Linked DNA regions of Homo sapiens: region 2 is linked to region 1. A link is a contact called in ENCODE Hi-C or POLR2A ChIA-PET data. All regions are on one chromosome and are shown on one strand. The core of a region is the stretch at or near the end of the contact, and the rest is flanking DNA. Distances in the headings are between cores, read along the strand shown.

Region 1 (5,685 bases), core at 296-2,795:
ACATTTAGTTGAGACAGACATCCAGGCTTGTTGGCCCCCGAGAGGGGTGGGCAGACACTGGCCCTTTAGAGGACTGCCTCCAGGGGTGGGCTACATATCTGATAAGAGCTGTGGGGACCTGGGGAGGGGGCCAGAGGTGGGCCTTGACCGTGATCTTGGGGTTCTGGGAAGGGCAGAAAAGAGAAACGAGACTGGGGAACCTGGGAACCAGGGAGAATGAGGGAATGGCTGGGTAGATGGCTCTAATCCCTGTAGGCACTGGGGATGTACCTGGGGCCTGAGAACCAGGTGCCTGGGCTGACAGGTGTTGGCTTGGAAGGGTCTTGTTAACCCACCTGCTTTGGCCATGCTGTCTTTATTTTTTTTATTTTATAATATTTATTTTAAATAGTGGAGATAGGGTCTCACTCTGTTGTCCACGCTGGTCTTGCCTCAAGTAGTCCTCCTGCCTCAGCCTCCCAGAGTGCTGGGATTACAGATGTCAACCACTTCACCCAGCCTGTGCTGTCTTTATTGAAAATAGCAAGCGATGATTTTCCAAACCAGAAGGCCAAGCAGGAAAGCCCAGCGCGTCCCTTGCCCTCAAACTCAGCTCTTGGGGAGGTGTCCAGTGACGTCCTCTCTGCTGTACAGGATGATCCCACCCCGATCGTTAGGAAGATGTGCCCCAGGAACTCGGGATTTCCTTAGTGTGGTGATTAGGGGTGAAATGGATCCTTTGATAGGGAGTTTCTTGATGGAACGAAGGGCGAGAGTGTCTCTGAGAAGTGCTGCAGACCAAGGAGGGCCAGCCTGTCCTGGAGCACCTGGGGCTGTTCTTGGAGTAAGGCTGAAGGGCCAGACACTGATGGCTTATGGTGGGGCCAAGACTGGAAGGAAAGGGGAACTTCCACCTTGAGAGCATCCACAGTTGGCGGGTGTTCACTTGTGATGGTTTTTCTGCAGCATTGAGGAAGTGGTGGGGCGGAGTTGAGTAATCAGAGCCTGAAGTCTAAGCAGAAGCTTGGGAAGTGAGTGCTGATCAGGATTCACCTGTCTGCCTGGCAGTGGTCAGCCCGTTCTCAGCAAGAAACCATTGACAAGAAAGTACCACGTGGCCTGGGTAGGGTCGAAGCGGAACTTAGTTTCAGAGAATTAGAAAAATCTTGGAGGGGAAGGCCGAAGAAGAAACAATTCATGATCAACCTTCTCAGAGTCTTTGTCAGTAACCCCATCCCCATCCTGACTTAACAGTTTCTATGGGAACAGCTCAGCATCTTGTGACTGGTGGATTCACTTCCTAAATTGGAGGCCATGACTTGAGGCCTTTGCAGTTTTCTGATTTAGGGGAAAGTGAAGAAAGGGAAAGAGAAGGTCATGCCTTTGTAATCATTCCGATGGCCTGCATCAATATTTTGGGGGCAGAATTAGCTTCTGGGTGGCCAGAGCCTTTGGTCTAACCCTGAGTGTCTGGGCGTTGTGCAGCAGAGCGAGAAAGCCCTGGCTGTTTGACGGGGTGTGTCCACCAGTGCTTCCTGGCACAGGTCGGCCGGGCTGCTTCACTTCTTGTTTCCAGAGATTCACGGCACCAGTCCCCCTCTGGTACCCAGCCTGACAGGGCCATGTTGGTGGGACCAAAGCTGTACTGTTGTTTATGACGTGTTTCATGTCAGTATTTCAGGCCCACCCACTGGGCTCCCCCTCCCAGATTGCCAAAGTTGTGGAGTCTGTTTTTCTTAGTTGAATGTCTTAGTTCTCTGGGATAGGTGAACAGATCTCAAGAGCAAGGAACATCATCGCAGGTCTGAGGAGGCTAGATTCCCAGTCCTGTTGGAGTTTTTTAAATCTGATTTAATGATCTGACCCTCCCACTCCTATCTCTGCCCCATCCGAGTCTGGCTGCTTTCCCAGGGGGCAGAGCAGCTGTGCCAAAAGGAACTCTAACGTGAAAAGCGCCCTTCACTTGTAGCTTGTGCAGGCCAGTCTTGCTTACCCCTTTAGATTAACAAAACTGCCTTCACTTGTCTCATTGGGATTAAAGGATCAGAATATCAAGAGAGATTGAAGGGGGAAGATGCCAGCCAACAGGCTGATCCTCTTAGAACCTGCCCTCTGATTCCTGCAGCTGAAGAGAAACCAAATGAAGGCGATTAGTCTCTGCCTGGGGTCCCCCTTCCCAAGTGGTACCACTAGCTGGGAACCTCGCCCCCTCCACCAGGCCCTCTCCCCAGCCTGTCCTTTAGGATTGCTGAGTCAGTGGTTAGATGTTCTTACGGCTCTTCTCTGAAACGGAGTTACTGCTCCTTCTTAGGCACCCCTGGCTCAGCCAAGCCCTGACCCACCTGACGGGTTTTCATGTGTGCCTAGCTGGGTGGTGGACTTGGAGAGGCACAGGGACAGCTTGGGGCTCCAGGGGGGCATTGAGGCAGCACTGATGCAGCTTAGGATTAGCAAGGTCAAGGTGACTGGCTTTCACCCATATGTTCCTCTGTATGGATTTCACTGAGCCTCGATTGCTGCCCCTTTTCATGGCATTTTGTTCTGGGATTTTGCTTTGAAAGTTAGGGCTCTTTCAGCCTTGTGGTGAGCAGTGAATTGTCCTCGTCCTCTGCTTCACTTTCCAGATTTTGCCCAGAAATTTCCCTGCAGTGCTTAGGAAGCTGCCTGGTAGAGCAGGTTTCTAAGTTTGAGGCGAAGCAGCTCTGGAAGCTGCCTCTGTCCTTGCTGTTGGAGGCAGTGATTTAAGTAGCAGTTGCCTAGAGATACATCCTTTCTGTTTTAATCTCAAAGAGAGAAAAACCCAGTCCCTGTAATCCCAGCTACTTCGGAGGCTGAGGCAGGAGGCAGGAGGCAGGAGAATCACTTGAACCCAGGAGGCGGAGGTTGCAGTGACCTGAGATCGCACCACTGTGCGATCTCTGTCTAAAAAAAAAAAAAAAAAAAAAAAAAAATAGAGAAACACCCTTGTCTTCCCCCCGGGGGTGCCAGGAGTTGGGCATAGAGCTCGAGGAAACCCTTTGTCCCCCTCCACCCCCCAGCATGTTGGGTAATCCCATAGCTTTTTTCCTTTTTCTCATACTCCCTAAGCAGCCATGCCTGATTAGCACCGGCAGCGGTAGGAAAGACACATCCGTTGGTGTAGACATAATTTCCTGCCTCAAATGTTGCTGTTCATTTTCTTTTCACCTTGTTTTCTCCTCTGGACAGCTTCTCAGAGAAGAAGGCGGAAGGGCTAAGTCTGGGCACTGCCTAGGTCATTGGCCCATCCTGACAGGGTCAGAGGAGGCCAATCATGTTGACTGGTGACTTGATAGGGTGGCATGTGACCCAAATAAAGGAAAACTAGGTTTTTGCCATGTAGTAAGTGCCAACACAGAGGGTGCACCCAGCCGGCACAGACTGTGGGGCAGGAATCTGTAATATCTCATGTGGGAAGCAGGAATACTTGCTTGGCCCCACCAGGAATCTGGAAAATGTCAAGAGGTTTCATTGCCTGAAAGAGCTACTTGCGGGGTGAGGAGAGGCCTAAGACTAGAGAAGAAGCGAGTAGATGAGCCAGTTTTACGATAGAGGTTGCGGATTTCACAGAGCGCTGAGCACCTTTCTTTGACAAGAAATCAAGTCTTAGGATCTATTTAAATGGGTGAGATCCAGTGATTTCTAGCAACCAACCTAGGTCTTCTGGGGTCTTAATACCAGAAGCAGGCTTAGCACAAAAGCTCCTTTGGACTCTAATCTGTTTTCTGCGTGGTGGTGTCAGGTTAAGTAGACTCACCTGCCTCTTTAAATCCTGATGGATTGACTGGGAACGGTGGCTCATGCTTATAATCTCAGCACTTTGGCAGGCCAAGGTGGGAGGATGGCTTGAGACCAGGAGTTTTGAGACCAGCCTGGGCAACATAGCAAGACCCTGTCTCTACCAAAAAAAATAAATAAATAAAAATAAACCCTGATGGGTGGTGTGAAAATGAGAAGGATGAACTAAACACGTCTGATGGGTCAAGAGGGGCCATGGAGCAGCACTGTCAGTTGCTTTGGGTGGGTTTGGGCAAGGCCTGATGTGAAACTCCAGAACCAGCTCCTGCATGAGGAGACCCCAGGGAGATCCAGTTAGACACTTACTGGCAGCTGGATTACGTGTAACCGTTGAGAAGGGTCCGTGTTGAGAATAACATCTGTCTCTGTCCTTTAGTATCAAGTGGGGCAGCTGTATTCTGTGGCTGAGGCCAGTAAAAATGAAACGGGTGGTGGCGAAGGCGTGGAGGTCCTGGTGAATGAGCCCTACGAGAAGGACGGTGAGAAAGGCCAGTACACACACAAGATCTACCACCTGCAGAGGTATGCGGCATGAGCAGCGGGGCCGGATGCTGGCTTTTGTGTGTGTGTGAATGAGTGTTATTTCCTTTATTGTTTTATATAGATGGGATTATACTAATTGTTATATCCTAACAATTAATAGTTATATACTGACTGTATAAATGTTATACTCACATTTATATAGATGGGAATATACTATTCCTTTTTTGTTGTTACTTATCATGGCCTCCTCTCCCAGCCTGTTCTGTCTGCCTCGGTCTCTGAAGTCCGTGTAGGATTCACAGTATCATGGGGGACAGAAGTGCTATAGGTTGTTGAACCCTCCTGTCTTGACGCATATTTCTAGTCATTTCCAGATGCCTACATAATCCAGTAAAACTCCTTCTGTGTAGATCTTCTGATGTACTTGTATATGCAGATTTTTAGCAAATATTCCTAAAATTGAATTCCTAGAATTGCTGGGCTGGTAGGGTTTTTAATTCTGATATCGTGAAATCGATCGCTAGAGAAATTTTGGTACCTCTCTTTGGATCAAAGGCATCAGCATTTTTAAATGAAGCTTGAACTGATTTGTGTACTGGAATCCATATCAAACTACACAAATTTGCTAAATCCCTAACGAAAACAGTAATGTTTCAGCAAACTGTGAGCAGACCCAAAGGGCGTTGATGGTATTAATTATACATCAGCTTGAGTGGAAGTCAAACCAAGCTAGTTTTAGAAGCTATCCAGAACTGGTAAAGGTAAACCTGAATCTTTTTAAAAATTGTGATAAAGTACACGTAACATAAAATTCACCATTTTAACCATTTTTAAGTATACAGTTCAGTGACATTTAAGTCCATCCACACTGCTGTGAAACTGAAAGCTGGATCTTAATTTCTAGTCTCTAAACTGAACTGAAATCAATTGACTTTCATTTGGAAAAAGCCCCACTTCACTGTGGTCTGTCACTTTGATGGTGTCAGAGGGTCCAGGACCTCAGTGCCAGGGTGCGAGGAGAGCAGTGCTGTGCAGTGGGGAGGAACCTCACCATCACCCAGTCTCCTCGCCAGAGGGTCCAGGACCTCAGTACCGGGGTGCGAGGAGAGCAGCGCTGTCCAGCGGGGAGGAGTCTCACCATCACCCAGTCTCCTCACCGTCACCCAGTCTCCTCGCCAGAGGGTCCAGGACCTCAGTGCCGGGGTGCGAGGAGAGCAGTGCTGTCCAGCGGGGAGGAACCTCACCATCACTCAGTCTCCTCACCAGCACACTTTTTCTCCATGTCTCGTTTTGCTCCTCCTCTGGTATTTGTATTTCTTAAAGAGGATTTTGAAAAGAGATGGTGAAGTTGGTATTTTAGGTAGAAGGGACCAATTGTTTCCTCAAGACTAAGTTGGTCCAACCAAA
Region 2 (5,685 bases), core at 861-3,360, 310 kb before region 1:
CATTTCTTTTCTATAAATTATATCACAAATTTTTTTCCAAATATTCATGATTGACCATCATCTCTTAGTGACTTCAGATTTAGTTCAAAAATTGGCTGATTAGTAAAACAATAAAATTATGTTGTTCTGATTACTAAAAATATCTGAAAACATAACAACCATTTGAAAATTGCCTTCTACAAGTATGTTTTGAAAACTTTAAATTTTTAATAAAGCAAGATATGTTTCATAGAAAAACTTCAATCTGACTGGCCATTTAAATTTTGATGTCGGCCCCCTGCAGGGGCTCACGTTCGTAATCCCAGCACATTGGGAGACCGAGGCAGGTGGATTACCTGAACTCAGGAGCTCAAGACCAGCCTGGACAACATGGCAAAACTCTGTTTCTACAAAAAAATATAAAAAGTAGTTGGGGCCAGGCACGGTGGCTCACACCTGTAATCCCAACACTTTGGGAGGCCAAGGTGGGTGGATCACCTGAGGTCAGGAGTTCGAGACCAGCCTGGCCAACGTGGTGAAACGCCGTCTCTACTAAAAATAAAAAAAATTAGCTGAGTGTGGTGGCGGGCACCTGTAATCCCAGCTACTCGGGAGGCTGAGGCAGGAGAATCGCTTGAGCCCGGGAGGTGGAGGTTGCAGTGAGCCGAGATTGTGCCATTGCACTCCAGCCTGGGTGACAGAGTGAGACTCGTCTCAAAAAAATAAAATAAAATAAAATAAAATAAAATAAAATAAAATAAATTAGTTGGGCGTGGTGGTTCACGCTCCCAGCTACTGGGAAAGCTGAGGTGGGAAGATCACTTGAGCCTGGGAGGTTGAGGCTACAGTAAGCCCTTTTTGAGCCACTGCACTCCAGCCTGGATGGCAAAGCAAGAACCTGTCTCCAAATAACTAAATAAATAAATCTTGGCCGGGCACGGTGGCTCACGCCTGTAATCCCAACACTTTGGGAGGCTGAGGCAGGCAGATCACCTGAGGTCAGCAGTTCGAGACTAGCCTGGCCAACATGGTGAAACTTCGTCTCTACTAAAAATACAAAAATTAGCTGGGCGTGGTGGCGGGCACTTGTAATCCCAGCTACTTGGGAGCCTGAGGCAGGAGAATCACTTGAACCCGGGGGAGGTTGCAGTGAGCGGAGATCGTTCCAGTGCACTCCAGCCTGGGCAACAAAGCAAAACTTCATCTCAAAAAAAAAAAAAAAAAAAAAAGCTGGGCACAGTGACTCACGCCAATAATCTTAGCACTTTAGGAGGTCAAGGTGGGCGGATCACTTGAGGTCAGGGGATCGAGACCAACCTGGCCAACATGGTGAAACCCCATCTCTACTAAAAATACAAAAATTAGCTGGGCATGGTGGTGTGTGCCTGTAATCCCAGCTACTGGTGAGGCTGAGGCATGAGGATAGCTTGAACTGGGAGGTGGAGGTTGCAGTGAGCCAAGATCATGCAACTGCACTCCAGCCTGGGCAACAAAGTGAGACTCCATCTCAAATAAATAAATAAATAAATAAATATTGAGCTAATCGATATTAACATCTACTTCTTCCATGTGGACAGCAGGGACAAGAGAGGTATAAGAGAGCTACATTCTAAGCTGGGCGCTGTGGCTCACACCTGTAATCCTGGCACTTTGGGAGGCTCAGGTGGGCGGATTGCTTGAGCCCAGGAGTTCAAGACCAGCCTGGACAACATAGACTCCATCGCTACAAAAAAAAAAAAAAAAAAAAAAAAATACGGTTGGGGGCGGTGGCTCACGCCTGTAATCCCAGCACTTTGGGAGGCTGAGGCGGGCAGATCACGAGGTCAGGAGATGGAGACCATCCTGGCTAACACAGTGAAACCCCGTCTCTACTGAAAATACAAAAAAAATCACCCGGGCATGGTGGTGGGTGCCTGTAGTCCCAGCTACTCAAGCAGGAGAATGGCGTGAATCCGGGAGGTGGAGCTTGCAGTCAACCGAGACCGCGCCACTGCACTCCAGCCTGGGCGACACAGTGAGACTCCGTCTCAAAAAATAAAAAAATAAAAACAAAAATTAGCAGGGTGCAGTGGTGCACGCCTGTAATCCCAGCTACTGAGGAGGCTGAGGCAAGGAGGATTGCTTGAGTCCAGGAGGCGGAGGTTGCAGTGAGCCAAGATCACGCCACTGGACTCCAGCCTGGGTGACAGTGTGAGACTCTTAAAAAAGAAAAAAAAAAAAGAGAGAGCACCACATTCTAATCTCCCATAGCGTGAAGTTAATAAACAAATGTTTCAACTGAAAAAATTAACGAAGAGCAGCACAAATGTGTTATTTAGAAATATGGAGACAAACAGAGAAGAAACAGCTGTGAGATTTGAAACAGACTGTCTCTAGACAGGAGTCAGAGGCCAAAGAAAAGTGAGGCAGGAGAATGCTGTTTTGTTTTTAAGGACACACCTCGCAAAAATATTCAACTTTTAAAACTACGTACCGGACAAATGGAGCAACAGAGACCAGGTTCACCCTAACACCTAACATAACCCCCTCCCCCCACCAGAAAGGGAGAAAATACGTGAGACGCATGGTTTTCAATGAGGGGTAGCGCCTGCTGTGCACAGGAAAGCGAGCGAGTGGGTCTGCACCAGCTCAGTGCCTCAAGGGCTTAGGGGGCCTGCCAGAACCCGAGGTGCAGAAATGGGGGCCGAGAGTCTGGGGAGATCGCCGTCTAGCTGGCCGGACAGAGTAGCAGAGAAGAGAGGGCTGTACACAGAGAACTCCAGAAATGGGTGGCAGGTTTCCTGGGTAGTCAGCAGAGTCCTGGTTGGCCCGTGTGTGTGTGTGGACACGATCTGAGGCCAGGGTGAGAATCATCTGAGAAGGCCAGAGGGAACCATGCCTGTGTTTACAGCAAGCTTGAAATAGTACCTGTTTCTACCAGTCAGATGGGAAAAATTCATATTCATGGGGCACGAGGTAGAACAGTCTGTCAGGTCTCGATTCAGTATTGGGAATAACTACACCTAGACTAAATGCAGCTCTCTGATTCTCTAATAAATCTTAAAAGCAACACACCAAAAGATCAAACTGTCTCCAAGTTAACTGTATCCCTGAAAAAAGCTCAAGAATAATTACAGGATTACAAAAGTTTCTAGCACCCAACGAGGTACGAATCCCAATGTCTGGCATTCGGTCCGAGGGCCAGGCATGAAAAGCAGCAGGAAAATATGATCCATGATCGGAGAGGCCGGGATCAACTGACGGAAACAAATCCGGACCTAACACAGACACCAGAATCCACAGACAAGGACCTTACAACAAATACTGTCATTGTGCTCTGTATGTCCCAAAAATTAAGCAGAGATGTAGATGAGTTTTTAAAGACCCAAAATCAAGCTTCTAGGGATAAAAACTATACTATCTGAGAAGAAAAATACACTCAATGGGATTAACAGCAGATTAGGCACTGCCTGAGAAACCATTAGTGAACTTGAACGGCTAGCAATAGAAAGTATACACAATGGCCAGGCACAGTAGCTTATGCCTGTAATTCAGCCTTTTGAGAGGCTAAGGCAGGAGGATTGAGGCCAGGAGTTTGAGACCAGCCTGGGCAACAAAGTGAGACCCCGCCCCTACAAATAAAAAGAAAAGAAATGAGCCGGGCGTGGTGGCACTGCCGTCCCAGCCCCAGTCCAGGCAGTCCACAGGCAGGCCCGGCACTCCACCTCCCAGACTACAGGTGCAGCCTGCAGTCCCAACTACTTGGGAGGCTGAGGCAGGAGGATTGCTGGAGGCCAGGAATTCAAGACCAGTGTGGGCAACATGGCAGGACTCCATGTCCACAAAAAATAAAATTAGGCCAATTATGGTGGCTCACGCCTTTAACCCCAGCACTTTGGGAGGCTGAGGCGGGCAGATCATGACGTCAAGAGATGGAGACCATCCTGGCCAACATGGTGAAACCCTATCTCTACTAAAAATACAAAAATCAGCTGAGCATGGTGATGCGTGCCTGTAGCCCTAGCTACTCAGGAGGCTGAGGCAGGAGAATCGCTTGAACCTGGGAGGCGGAGGTTGCAGTGAGCCGAGATCACGCCACTGCACTCCAGCCTGGCAACAGAGTGAGACTTCGTCTCAAAAATAAATAAATAAATAAAAAACAAAATAAAATTAGCTGGGCGTGGTGGCACATGCCTGTAGTCCCAGCTACTCAGGAGGCGGAGGTGGGAGGATTGCTTGAGCCCAAGGTGTTGAGGCTGCACTGAGCCGTGAATGTACCACTGTACTCCAGCCTGGGCAACAGAGCAAGATGTTGTCTCTAGGAGAGAAAAAACAAAACAAAACAAAAAAAACGCCAAAGTGGCTATGCTAATATCAAAGCAGACTTCAAAGCACAGAATTTCCCAGGGATAAAATCATTTCATAATAATAAGAGTCAACTCATCAAGTGGACACAAGAATTCTAAATTATATAGATATTTAATAATACAGCTTTGAAATACATGAAGCAAAAACTAATAGAACTGCAGAGAGACAGAGAAACTTACAATTATTACAGTTAGAGATTTCAATATCCCTCTCAGTAAATGACAGAACAAGTAAACAGAAAAACAGTAAAGATATAGAAAAACTGAATAACACAATTTACCGACTCGACCTAATTGACATTTGTAAGACTCTGCCCAACAACAGAATACACATTCTTTTCAAGTACACACAGAATTTACCAAGAGAGACCATAATCTGGACATAAAATAAGACTCAAGGCTGGGGAAGGTGGGTCACTCCTGTAATCCCAGCACTTTGGGAGGCCAAGGCAGGCAGATCATCCGAGGTCAGGAGTTTGACACCAGCCTGGCTAACACGGCAAAACCCTGTCTTTACTAAAAATACAAAAATTAGCCAGGCATGGTGGCAGGCACCTGTAGTCCTAGCTACCTGGGAGGCTGAGATAGGAGAATCGCTTGAACCTGGGAGGTGGAGATTGCAGTGAGCCAAGATCATGCCACTGCACTCCAGCCTGGGTGAAAGAGTGAGTCTCTGTCTCAAAAAAAAAAAAAAAATAAAATAAAAATAAATAAATAAAATAAAACAAAATAAGACAATACATTTAACAGGATTCAAGTCATACAAAGTATGTTGTTTGATCATACTAGAATTAAATTAGATATCAAGAACAAGATCTCTAGAAAATACCCACATTTGGCTGGCACGATGGCTCATGTCTGTAATTCCAGCACTTTGGGAGGCTGAGGCACGCAGATCACTTGAGGGCAGGAGTTCAAGACCAGCCTGGCCAACATGGCAAAACCGCGTCTCTACTAAAAATATAAAAAATTAGCCAGGCATGGTGGCACACACCAATAGTCCCAGCTACTCAGGAGGCTGATGTGGGAGGATCGCTTGAACCCGGGAGGCGGAGGCTGCAGTGAGCCGAGATTGTGCCACTGCACTCTAGCCTGGGTGACAGAGCAAGACTCTGTCTCAAAAAAAAAAAGAAAAAGAGAGACCAGAACCCAAGATGGCTGCGCTGTTGCTGAGACACGTTGGTCGTCATTGCCTCCGAGCCCACTTTAGCCCTCAGCTCTGTATCAGAAATTGGTCTCTTCCCATGGCGATGTCCATCTGCCACCGTGGCACTGGTATTGCTTTGAGTGCAGGGGTCTCTCTTTTTGGCATGTCGGCCGTGTTACTCCCTGGGAACTTTGAGTCTTATTTGGAACTTGT

Evidence for each region. A loop is a pair of places that touch in the nucleus more often than their neighbours do. ChIA-PET counts read pairs that join two places held with the same protein, here RNA polymerase II (POLR2A). Pooled maps may share reads with other maps.
Region 2: a pooled map shows a loop between it and region 1 (2.6-fold over the local background). The contact joins two enhancer-like sites. A Hi-C loop is called at or near these places in 1 of 37 single-sample maps with no recorded cell type and 4 of 50 pooled maps. POLR2A ChIA-PET finds 5 or more read pairs at or near these places in 1 of 52 experiments (GM10248).

The regions. Positions count from the first base shown.
Region 1 is chr17:1,551,636-1,557,320 of GRCh38, reverse strand. PITPNA (phosphatidylinositol transfer protein alpha) reads left to right here. Exons shown (of 12, transcript NM_006224.4): 3 at 4,172-4,317. Among named protein-coding and RNA genes, the nearest start is that of PITPNA, 8.3 kb to the left of the region's middle. RefSeq lists a silencer at 819-1,019 and an enhancer at 1,436-1,505. Within about 2 kb of position 1,545, at least 7 of the 41 ENCODE cell types and tissues checked have a DNase peak (open chromatin) inside an H3K27ac peak, as active enhancers do.
Region 2 is chr17:1,858,241-1,863,925 of GRCh38, reverse strand. All of the region lies in intron 5 of RPA1 (replication protein A1), which reads right to left. It also overlaps the pseudogene SDHCP5. Among named protein-coding and RNA genes, the nearest start is that of RPA1, 31 kb to the right of the region's middle. Within about 2 kb of position 2,110, at least 6 of the 41 ENCODE cell types and tissues checked have a DNase peak (open chromatin) inside an H3K27ac peak, as active enhancers do.